2 separate regions of the Homo sapiens genome follow, and region 2 is linked to region 1. Evidence: read pairs that join two places in POLR2A ChIA-PET (ENCODE). Cell type or tissue: PC-3. All regions are shown on one strand. Each heading gives the region's core, and the rest is flanking DNA. Links, peaks and the distances in the headings are about the cores only. Region 1 overlaps LOC107985176 (a long non-coding RNA gene). Region 2 overlaps ARHGAP28 (Rho GTPase activating protein 28).

The links. ChIA-PET counts read pairs that join two places held together with the same protein. Peaks named below come from ENCODE experiments on the same cell type or tissue, not always from the same donor. Only the 100,000 strongest peaks of a DNase experiment are listed, where the experiment ranks them.
Region 2: POLR2A ChIA-PET joins it to region 1 with 7 read pairs; 2 of 35 experiments call an interaction of 5 or more read pairs at or near these places.

Annotation. Positions count from the first base shown.
Region 1 is chr18:6,606,646-6,612,022 of GRCh38, forward strand. The region is part of intron 2 of LOC107985176 (a long non-coding RNA gene); the gene reads right to left. Among named protein-coding and RNA genes, the nearest start is that of LINC01387, 98 kb to the left of the region's middle. In PC-3, for the core only: no CTCF peak of the experiment used is centred there; no DNase peak of the experiment used is centred there.
Region 2 is chr18:6,779,794-6,785,170 of GRCh38, forward strand. The region is part of intron 1 of ARHGAP28 (Rho GTPase activating protein 28); the gene reads left to right. Among named protein-coding and RNA genes, the nearest start is that of ARHGAP28-AS1, 53 kb to the left of the region's middle. RefSeq lists an enhancer at 3,038-3,620. In PC-3, for the core only: no CTCF peak of the experiment used is centred there; DNase peaks (open chromatin) are centred at 2,198 and 3,248; H3K4me3 peaks cover 670 bases; H3K27ac peaks cover 1,271 bases.

The DNA.
Region 1 (5,377 bases), core at 254-5,253:
AAGAAAACAGCTTCTGGAGTTACCATGGATATGGCCCAATCTCTGTTTTGGATAGCAGATTAGGTTGATAACAGATATACTGAGCACAATTATCAATGATTTCTGGAGTTTTCTGCTGGCTACCCTTCAAACTCTGATTTCAAGGGGAAAAATAATTTCACCTTTTCAATTGTGTTTATTCAACCAGGCTAGGCAAAGGGATTAGGAGGCAACTTGATATTTACATTCTAACTGCTCATTGTGTTAACAGTCCCCCCATTGTGTTCTGGAGCTACTGCAACTGCTTACTTTCTAATCAATGTTTTTCCTCTAGGACTGTTTTCTCTTCCTATCTACTGAGAAATGATATTGGTTTCTCTCAAGAAGATTCTGTTACCACAAAGTCATCAAAGGCAAGCCAAAGTTGTACTTTTACGAAGCCTTTAAAAATATTTTGATGATGTTTCAAAAGACTGAAGAGATGAGGTTGAGAAAGTGAAGTAAATATAAGATTGAAACATTAACAGAAACACTTGTGCCTGTGAGAAGGAGAGCTTTGCCAGACAGGGCCTCAACACCAGTGAATATTCCTTCTATTAGCTGAAGAAGGTCCTTATCATAAGACCTCCACCTCCTAGCCTGCTTGGTTAACTGAGATGTCATTAATCCACCCAATAAATGGTCACCAAGAGTGTCAGCAACCAACTTTCCTGTAGACAATGAGAAATGCCGGGGAGGAACAGGCTCCTTAAATATCCAGCCTTTCTGTGGGAGCCATGTCCTCTCCTTCCCAGGACCCCACCTGGCACAGACGCTACCTGGCAGTCCTCCTGAGCAGCTGCTCGGCCACCTGACAGCTGAGGGCTTAACCAGCGACCATTTGTTTCCACTACATCCCGAGGTAACAAGGATAGCAATGCCCAAGGGCTCAGTGCCAACACAGAAACAACACAGAAAGAGAACTGCCAATTTGTCAGAAACTGAAGGCCTCCCTGGAACTCTTGAACTCTGTCGGCATCTCCTGAGTGGCACTGAGCCCATTCTGCTTTGTTATTTGAATTATTTGTTGAGTTGATAAATTCTTGTCTTATCCCACCCCAGCTTGTGGGTATGGTACCCCTTGCTGAACAACTACTTATTAACTTTTTTCCTTATGCCAGTCCCTCTACTGGGCTAGTGACAGAGGAATGAGAAATAGTCCTTGTCCTGAAGATATTCCAGTTGATGAAACAGATGCTATAAGCCAGCAAACAATACAATATGATGGCAATTGGGGTGAGTATGAAGTGCTTAGAATCACGGAGGAGGACGAGAATAATTGTTCATTGAATTTCATGGAAGCTTGAGCAATGATGGGAGGTTGCTGTCCCACTGGGTGTGTAACGATGACTTTCCTGGGATAACAGGCAGGCCAACTATGCCTTAATTTGAATGCTAGGTATATCATAGATCAGTCAGAGTTCTCCAGAGAAACAGAACCAATAAGGTATCTACTGAGAGATTTATTATAAGGTATTTGCTCACACAATTATTGAGGCTGAGAAGTCCCACGATTGGCAAGCTGGAGACCCAGAAAAGCTGGTGGGGTAGGCCTGAGGAGGTTGAAGGCCTGAGAGCCAGAGAGCCAATGGTGTAGATTCTAGTCTGGCCTAAAGGACTGAGAACCAGGAGTACCGAGGGTAAGAGATCAGTGTCCCAGCTCGAGCAGTCAGGCAGCATGAACTCACCTGCTCCACCTTTTTGCTCTGTTCTGGCCCTCAGTGGATTAGATCATGCCCACACACACTGGCAAAGACAATTCATTTCCTTGATCTACCCATTCAGATGCTAATTTCTTCTGGAAACAGCCCCACAGACACAACCAGAAATAATGTTTAACCAAATATCTGGCCATCTCATGATCCACTCAACTTGACACATAAAATTAGCCATCTTACTAGGAAAGCTCAAGTTTTTACCTTAACATTGCCACTGTGTGATATTAAAATAACATACAGTGGCGAACAGGCTTGAAGAAATCCCCTCGCACATGAAGCCAGTTAGACCTGGAAAGTGACCTTAACCTTGCTTGATTTGCAAACACAATTACAACTTAACATGGGCTATTTCTTATAACGCCCATCTCAGAGAAAAGTGAAACTGAAGCTCAACCAATTGGAAGCCACCAACTAACCTATAATTATCTAACTTGGGGTTTCCCAATGAGATAGACCAAACAAGGCAACTATACATATGTAATCAATCAAATACTTTCTTTGGCTTACTTCTGTGTTCACCCTATAAAAACCTTCTCCCTATTCCTTCAGTGGGGCCCTAACTACTTTATGTTTGGTGCTGCCTGATTCGTGAATCAATGTTTGCTCAAATAAACTCTTAAAAATTTTATTGTGACTCACTTTATCTTTTAACAGTGACCTTGCATTACATTCAACGTCTCGCCTCTGCTCTCTTCCATAATGGAAGCACTGGACACAGTAATCCTCTGATCCCTCCTAGCTAAAAATGTTATGCTTTCATCAAACATTTGTATTTGTCTGATATGTACAAATAATGTGGACAATTGTGCGGCTGTAGTGGGTGCCTCTGCTCTGAAAGGGTCACAGGTCTTGCTGTAAGATAGGAACTGCACTGAACACTTTGCTTACATGAAACACCTTTAATTCTCGAAGGATCCTACAGGAAAGGCACTGTTACTATAATCTTCTATTTTCAAATGAAGACAGGAGACCTGAAAAGGTCAGCTCACTTGCCCAAGGTCACACAGCCACGGAGGAGCAGAGCTGAGAACAGAGCCCGTCGGCCCTGAGGCCTGTTATTGACCATTACTTTATATGGCTTCCCCAGGTTCACCGTAACTAACCATGGATGGGCACTGTTAGTCCCCTGCAAAGATGTGGCCCAATAGGAAGCTTCACTCTAAAACACCCATAAGGAGAAAGTAGGAAGACTATTAGCTGATAGGGTTGCCTGGAAATATTTTATAGGAGCTGGAATAAAACCTAAAGAAAATATGGAATCAGAGATAAAAAGAGTGTTGGAGTGCATGAAGTAGAAATACCAGGAGAGAGAACTGGTGGAGCAGGCCTAGAACTGAAATATGGCTTCAGATCTCAATTTGAAAGTGCCAACTTGGTGGCTATGGGACATTAGTTTCAGGAATGGGATAGCAACCTGCACCCGGCTGTCTCAAATGTTGGAGTGACTAGAGGAGGGGAATCCATCTGGGCTGCAGCAGGGAAATGAGGCCCCCGCATTGTAAAGAGAGCATTCCAGAAAGGGCAGGCTCAGCAGAGCTAAGACGACCCCATTTTCTACTGACTTTTAAAAAGCGCTTAAGAAGCTTTCCCTTTCCCAGTGATAAGTGACAAAATCAAGCCTGATGCCTGAGTCTGTGTGATTCCAAAACCCACATTCTCTTTCAAGCACAAGGGCAGCAGAGATTTGTCAGTTTTCGCCGATTTGACAATTTTGATGCAGCCATGTTAGAGCATACCACAAGGAACTTGGAAGCTTATGGCATTTATTTTCAAATATTCAGCAAGCTCTTCTATTTCTGTAGACTGTATTCATTTTAAAAGTCATGTGGATGATCATGGAGTTATTTTGCTATGTGTGTACAATAAGACTTGCAATCGTGACTACTTAGGAGAGCAATACAGTCCTATGAGCTGACAGTGAGCCTGAAGGAGACTCAAATCTTACACCAGCTTAAGAATTTTTATCAGAGACAGCAAACTAAATTCAGCTATTTTAGCAGCACAGTGTTCATTAATGCTCACCAAAAAGTACAGAACAAATTCTTGGAGGAAAATATTGGTGTTTCATTTTGTCAGAGTCCAAACATAGCATGAAGTTTCAGCACAAAGCTTGGTGACACTGACATCCTTTGCATCGTAAATCGCAGAGACAGGTCCTGGCACATCCTTCCCAATAAGGAAGTCCTGGGTCCAGGCTGTCTTCCAACATTAATGAGGCTTGTCACCACATAGCCGCAGGAGAAAAAAGCAGATGTTGTATCTGGTGGGAATTGAGAGAAGGCATCCACCATCAGGACATGTGGAACACCAAGATCATTGTGCTTCTCTTCTGAAATGGTCTCAATCCTTCAGGAAAGAAAAACAATCTTACTGCACCATCTGGAAACAATCTTTGGCAAGCCAAAGGGACTAAGTCTAAGTAGAACTTCTTAACCTTGGCTGCACCTCAGAATAACTTGAGAAGCTTTAAAAACTACCAATGCCTGAGTTTCACCCCTAGGTCCTCAGTTATCTGTCAGGTGTGACTGTGAAGTTGCACTCAGAAGCTCCATGTGTAATTGAGCACTGGGGAAGTCACTGTCAAATTTTTCAGGGAAGAGCTTTGTGGAAATTCACCAGTCTGAGACACAAATGAAAGTATTGGTGTCTGGGTGAAGTGATCTGCCTGGACCCCTTCTGTCAATGCACATTGAGATCACAATCATGGTTAATGTCTTTAAAAAATGATGGACACAAGCAGCATTTTTTTTTTTGAGACAGAGTCTTGCTCTGTCATCCAGGCTGGAGTGCAATGGCACGATCTAGGCTCACTGAAACCTCCGCCTCCTAGATTCAAGCTATTCTCCTGCCTCAGCCTCCTGAGTAGCTGGGATTACAGGCATGTGCCACCATGCCCAGCTAATTTTGTATTTTTAGTAGAGACAGGATTTCACCATATTGGTCAGGCTAGTCTCAAACTCCTGACCTCAGGTGATTTGCCCGCCTTGGCCTCCCAAAGTGCTGGGATTACAGGCACGAGCCACCACGCCTAGCCACAAGCATCATTTTGAAGAGTTATTTCTTCCATTGAGCAAAGAAGAAATGAAAAGTACATGAAGGAAGAGGTCGTGTAGTTCGATGCAGTTCAAAGGAAACATTTGTTGAGCACTTGCTATGCAATAAAGCTGGGAAACAAACATTGACGACACTGCCTTGGTCTAAAGGGACTCAAGGTTTATAAAAGGTGACAGACATTGAAATTCAGAATGCCCATCTCATGCATAATGGAATCAAGGCTGACATGTGAAGATATGGGAGGCCAGAGCCCAGGCTTCCAGAAGGAGAAGTCCAAGCTAGGTCATGGAGGAGGAGCCAGCCAGGCAAAGGGTGTGGGAGGTGTGGAAAGTGTGCTCTGGGTGGCGGGAGAAAGAGCAGCAGTAGAAGAAGAGCTGGTGGATGTATTCACAAGTCTCAACACTTTCTCCAGGTCTGTCATGCACATGTTATTACTGGATTATCACTTGTGTGAAAAAATGATGCCCAGAAAACATGGGGACCAAGTTTGATATCCAGAGGCTCCCTCTCCTCGCTTCCTCCCACCATCTCCTGTGATCCTTCAAAGACTGCACCCTTGGGGCACATCTTTCCCTTCTCCCTCCCCT
Region 2 (5,377 bases), core at 142-5,141, 170 kb after region 1:
TTTATTGCTTCAAAATTACACTGACCTACGTGCATCTTTCTAACAGGCTTCTGAAAGAAATTCAACCATCCTGCTACAAAAGTAAATCAAAGATAACTCGAAATGTCACTAACTTTGAACCTGAGAGTCCCTAGCTTACATAAGAATGATCCCTATGAACTAGAACAGTTAAGGGAACTTCATGGGAAATATGAGGCTTGCAGCAAGACGTTGGAAAGGAGAGGAGAGCAGAAGAGGTCCAGGTGCTTCCAGGCAGGGCTGTTGCTTGTTGGACATGAGCTGGACCTACAAGCCCACCCCAGCTTTCAACTGGAGTTCAGGGAAGCTCAGTGACAAGGCCAGATGGCTGCCCAGAATCAGCTGGTCATATGCAGAAGCGAGACCACTGAGCTGCTGCTTCTGGATAGAATTGGATCTTAACCAAGCATTCACATAAAGTCAGCCCTTGGTATCTACAGGTTCTGCATGGGCAGATTGAACCAACCTTGAATCAAAAATATTTGGGGAAAAAAAAACAATAAAAACTAACTACGACAATTAAAAATACAAATTAAAAAACCAATACAGTGTAACTCTTTACATAGGGTTTACATTGTGCTGGGTATTATACGTGATCTAGAGATGACTTAAAGTGTTGGGAGGATGTGCTTAAGTTATATGCAAACACTACGCCATTTTATGTAATGGACTTGAGCATCGGTGGAATTTGGTATTAGTTGTGGGGAGGGGTATGGAACCAATCCCCCTCAGATGCTGAGGGATGCCTGTATAACATTTAAGCAATGGAGGCTGAGAAAAAAAATCAGTCTCTTAGGCCAGGTGCGGTGGCTCATGCCTGTAATCCCAGCACTTTGGTAGGCCAAGGTGGGTGGATCACCTGAGGTCAGGAGTTCGAGACCAGCCTGCCCAAGATAGCAAAACCCCGTCTCTACTAAAAATACAAAAATTAGCCAGGCATGGTCGTGGCAGGCGCCTGTAATGCCAGCTACTCACGAGGCTGAGGCAGGAGAATCTCTTGAACCCGGGAGGTGGAGGTTGCAGTGAGCCGAGATCACGCCATTTGCACTCCAGCCTAGGCAACAAGAGCAAAACTCCGTCTCCAAAAAAAAAAAAAAAAATTCAATCAGTCTTGTAATGCCCATGAATTTCACAGTCACAGAATGTAATTTTCTTTATTTCTGGTAATAAAATTTATATTCTAACTCTGAGCCCCCACTTCTGACGGACAGCAGAAAAGCTCCATCTAGTCACAGCCACAGCCAGTCGACTTGATCCAATTTAGCACTTTCTAAGTTGCTTCTGGTTAAAATTCAGGAATATTCAGAATATTTCCCTTTGATTCCCCTCCTTTCCTTCTATTGCTGCTGGAAGCCATTGCATCTGGAGAGGCAGTCGGGACAGTCAGGGGGACCTGTGTTGGTGACTCAGCCTTCCTCTGCTGTCTGAGCTTTGACCCCAGGGGATTGGACACAGTGCTGCTGGGATGCAAGAGTGGATCTATGGGGTGGCTCCCACCTGGGTCTCTGATATGAGTTGAGCCTTCGTCCTGTTCCAGTTTCTGGAAGGAACTGTTCACTCTGCAGCCCCTGCCACGGGGATCCTTATCTCCAGCCAGGCACGTCTGTCAGGCTCTGAGAATCAATCAGTCTCTGTCTGCTTCCTTTTCTCTCTCAGCTAAAGTGGGCACCCCTCAGGCTGTGCAGGGAACTCCTGACCCCATCACTCCCCAGCGGGAGCGGGAGCTGCTGTCTCTGCCCATTCTTCTTGCCCTGGTGACATGGGATGTGTCTCTGAGGCTGCTTCCTTAATCACAAAAGAAGGGAAGCAGGAAGCAAGTGTCTTCCTAGATCCTCCCAAACTTCGTGGAGAAGCCTGTGAGGGCCCCAGCTCCCACCTGACACACTGTGGCATTGTTCTGGGGGTGGGACACCAAACACATGGCCTCTAATTGCTCATAATGATTTTTTCCTCTGCAAATTCTTTCCTTCTCCCTAGTTTGGATGGGGTGGTAAAAAAAACTTGTTTTGCCAGTTGATATCTCTTTTCAAAACTATTTTTGTCTCTCTTTTGAACTAGAGCCAAGATTCTGGAATCTGTTTGCTGTTTTTATTTTTCTTCCTGACAATTCTCCCTGGGGCAAGTGGTAAACTGGCCAGCCCATATCTCTTGGAATATGGGTTTAGGGATGGGGACAGGGCAGTGGAGAGAGGGGCACATCAGTCAACAAGCTATCATATTATCCTGGCAGAGAGCACCCAGATCTGATTCATCAGTCAAGGCCCAAGCCAATTTCTCACTTCCTGGAGATTCCAACTGGTTTTTTTTTTAGCTGCCTCCCCAGCCTTGGGAAGGTCTGCTGTGCTTAGCCACTGCAACTGATGAGGAGCAGAGCATGTCCTTGGTTTAGGGAGTGGGGGGTTGAGGGGGTGAGATAACCTTGTTTTCTAGGGTGAATGGGTAGAAGAGTGTTCACTGTTTTTTAGCACGTTGAAAATCCAAATATGAGGTTATTCTTTCCATCTTTTAATGTTATTCCTAACAGCCTCGATTAGAGTATTAATGAGGAATCCCTTGAAATATACATATATGTCACTATCTGTTATATATAATGTCAAGACATTAATTATTATTATTATTATTTTGAGATAGAGTCTCACTCTGTCACCCAGGCTGGAGTGCAGTGGCACGATCTCGGCTCACTGCAACCTCTGCCTCCTGCATTCAAGTGATTCTCATGCGTCAGCTTCCTGAGTAGCTAGGATTACAGGCACCTGCCATCACGCCCAGCTAATTTTTGTATTTTTTTTTTTTTTTTTTTTTTTTTTTTTTTTTTTTTAGTAGAGACGGGGTTTCACCATGTTGACCAGGCTGGTCTCAAACTCCTGACCTCAGGTGATCCACCCACCTCGGCCTCCCAAAGTGCTGGGATTACAGGCGTGAGCCACCACACCCAGCCAAGAGATTAATTATATATCATATTTTATATACAATTATATAATTGTATATAATGTGTGCCCATATGTATTTCTCTAACAAACTTCTGATTGGATCTTTTTAGGAGCTGGCTATTTGGTCTTGGTGCTTACTCTTTCTTATTTTCTTTGGGTCTACTTTCTTTCCCAAATCTTGGAAATCCATCAGTAACATTGTATCTGAATTCTAAAAAGGAGCAGGAGGGTTTTGGGCCATGTGCTCCTGAGACCAAAGTGAAAGCTGGTCTTCCCTTAACTGCCACAGCCAGCTCCAACCTGCTAGTCCTGTTTCTCCAAGAGAACCTGTTGAGGCCACTGTGTTCTTCACTTTCTGAGCTGGGCTTTTGATGGCTTCCCAGCACTTTGCCTCAGGCATTCATCTTGTTTTTCTTTTATCTTTAATGCTCCCCCTGCTTACCCACTTGGGGTTCTTTTCTTCCTGAAGATTACCTATAGAAATAAACAGACTCACTGCAGTTTTTTTTCCATGTCGCCCCCCTCGAGAAGTCCAGACTCTTTGTGTTTTAAGGGTATTTACTTTTTTTTTTTTTTTGAGATGGAGTTTCGCTCTTGTTACCAAGGCTGGAGTGCAATGGCGCGATCTCAGCTCACTGCAACCTCTGCCTCCCAGGTTCAAGCGATTTTCCTGCCTCAGCCTCCCAAGTAGCTGGGATTACAGGCATGTGCCACCAGGCCTGGCTAATTTTGTATTTTTAGTAGAGACGGGGTTTCTCCATGTTGGTCAGGCTGGTCTTGAACTCCTGACCTCAGGTGATCTGCCTGCCTCAGCCTCCCAAAGTGCTGGGATTACAGGCGTGAGCCACCATGACCGGCCTGGGTATTTACTTTTAACCACAGGACATAACACATTGCTGAATTAATCAGAAGTTCACTCTTACTCTCCTACACTTTGAGACGCTCTGCGGGGAGCTCATCCACAAGCCCCCCTTGCCCTCTAGTTCCCAGTTGGGTTTGGCCAATGGGAGGCACAAGAGGCAATCAGGGACTGGGAAGAAAGTGAGACTGGGATGTTTATTCCCCTTTCCCATCCCTAGGAAAACTGCGTTCCTCTATTCTGTACCCAAGACCACAGCTCTTTTCATGACCCTGGCCTACTGCTCCTGTTCCAGCTTTAAAGTTCTCTGGTTCTGGTAACCACTCCCTCCCTTTGGGCTTCCCGTCTAGGGCTGGTGATGCCTCATCCTCCTGGTTGCTGTTAAGTTCCTTAATTTTTTCTTCCCCTCATGCTGCTCACATTTTGCAAATAGCCAGGCAGACTCTTATTAAAACCTCCTCAGTTACTTCTTTGAGTTTACTATCTACTTTCTCCCGGGAGCCCAGTGAAATCCATGCAGTTGGAGATCCCGGGAGCCCAGTCAAATCCATGCAGTTGGAGATCCCTTCAGCATAGGTCTCTGGGCTGGCTTGCTCCTGGAGGTGTGTCTAAACTGTAGCCCAGCGGTATTTGTAACCCCTGGGAGCTTTGTTAGAAATGCAGAATGTTAGATTCTGCCCCAGACTTCTTGAATCAGAGTCTGCATTTTAACCAGACTCCCAAGTGATTTATATCCACCTAGAGATTAAGAAGCACTGCTTTAGGGAGCAAGTAGCCAGGAGCCTGGTTGGGTTTACGCGTTCTGAATGTAATCGCTTTCATTTCTGGGGAAAGCCCACAACTTTTCTTGCTTCTCCTGCCCTGTCTCCAACCACCTTCCTACCCTCCACTACAGAGCAAAGCTCACACTCCTCTTACCTCTTTCCTTATTTATTCCACAAAGTGTTACTGATTCCATTCTAAACTCCAGGCAAGGGGGCAGATGTTAGGGATACAAAGAATAAGGAAACATGTTACTGCCCTCTATTCAATTTAGTGAAGGGATGAAGACATGATCATAGTCAATTTCAGCGCAGTAGGAGGTACATAACAAAGATGGGAACAAAATGATGTGGAAACAAAGGCCAAAGTTATCCAAAGTTACTTTGCTTGATGAACTTAAAGTCCCTCTGTAAAATCCTTTGAAATGTGTTGTGTTTTCTAATTTTAGTCACGTGAAAATATTGAGTAAAGATATCTGATTATAATCCCCTGTCCTCAAGCTTTGTTCGAATGTTACATTTGACAAATAGCAGTATCTCTCCCAAGAACAGCTAGCAGTCCATGGAGTCAGAGCTGTTTGTACTGAGGCAGCTCCTGAGCAGCAAATGCCTGTGGACAACCAGGGTCTGAGGAAATTGAGGAGCTGATTTTTTTTTTCCAAAAGGAAATTCGTGGAGAAAACACCAAAAGATTCCCTCATAAGCTGTCTTTGGAATTAATTTCAGTGCTTGTTAAAACACCTAAATCCCTCTTTCAGAAGGATTCTCCAATAACTTCGTAATTAGGTTCTCTTCTTTTATCATCTGTA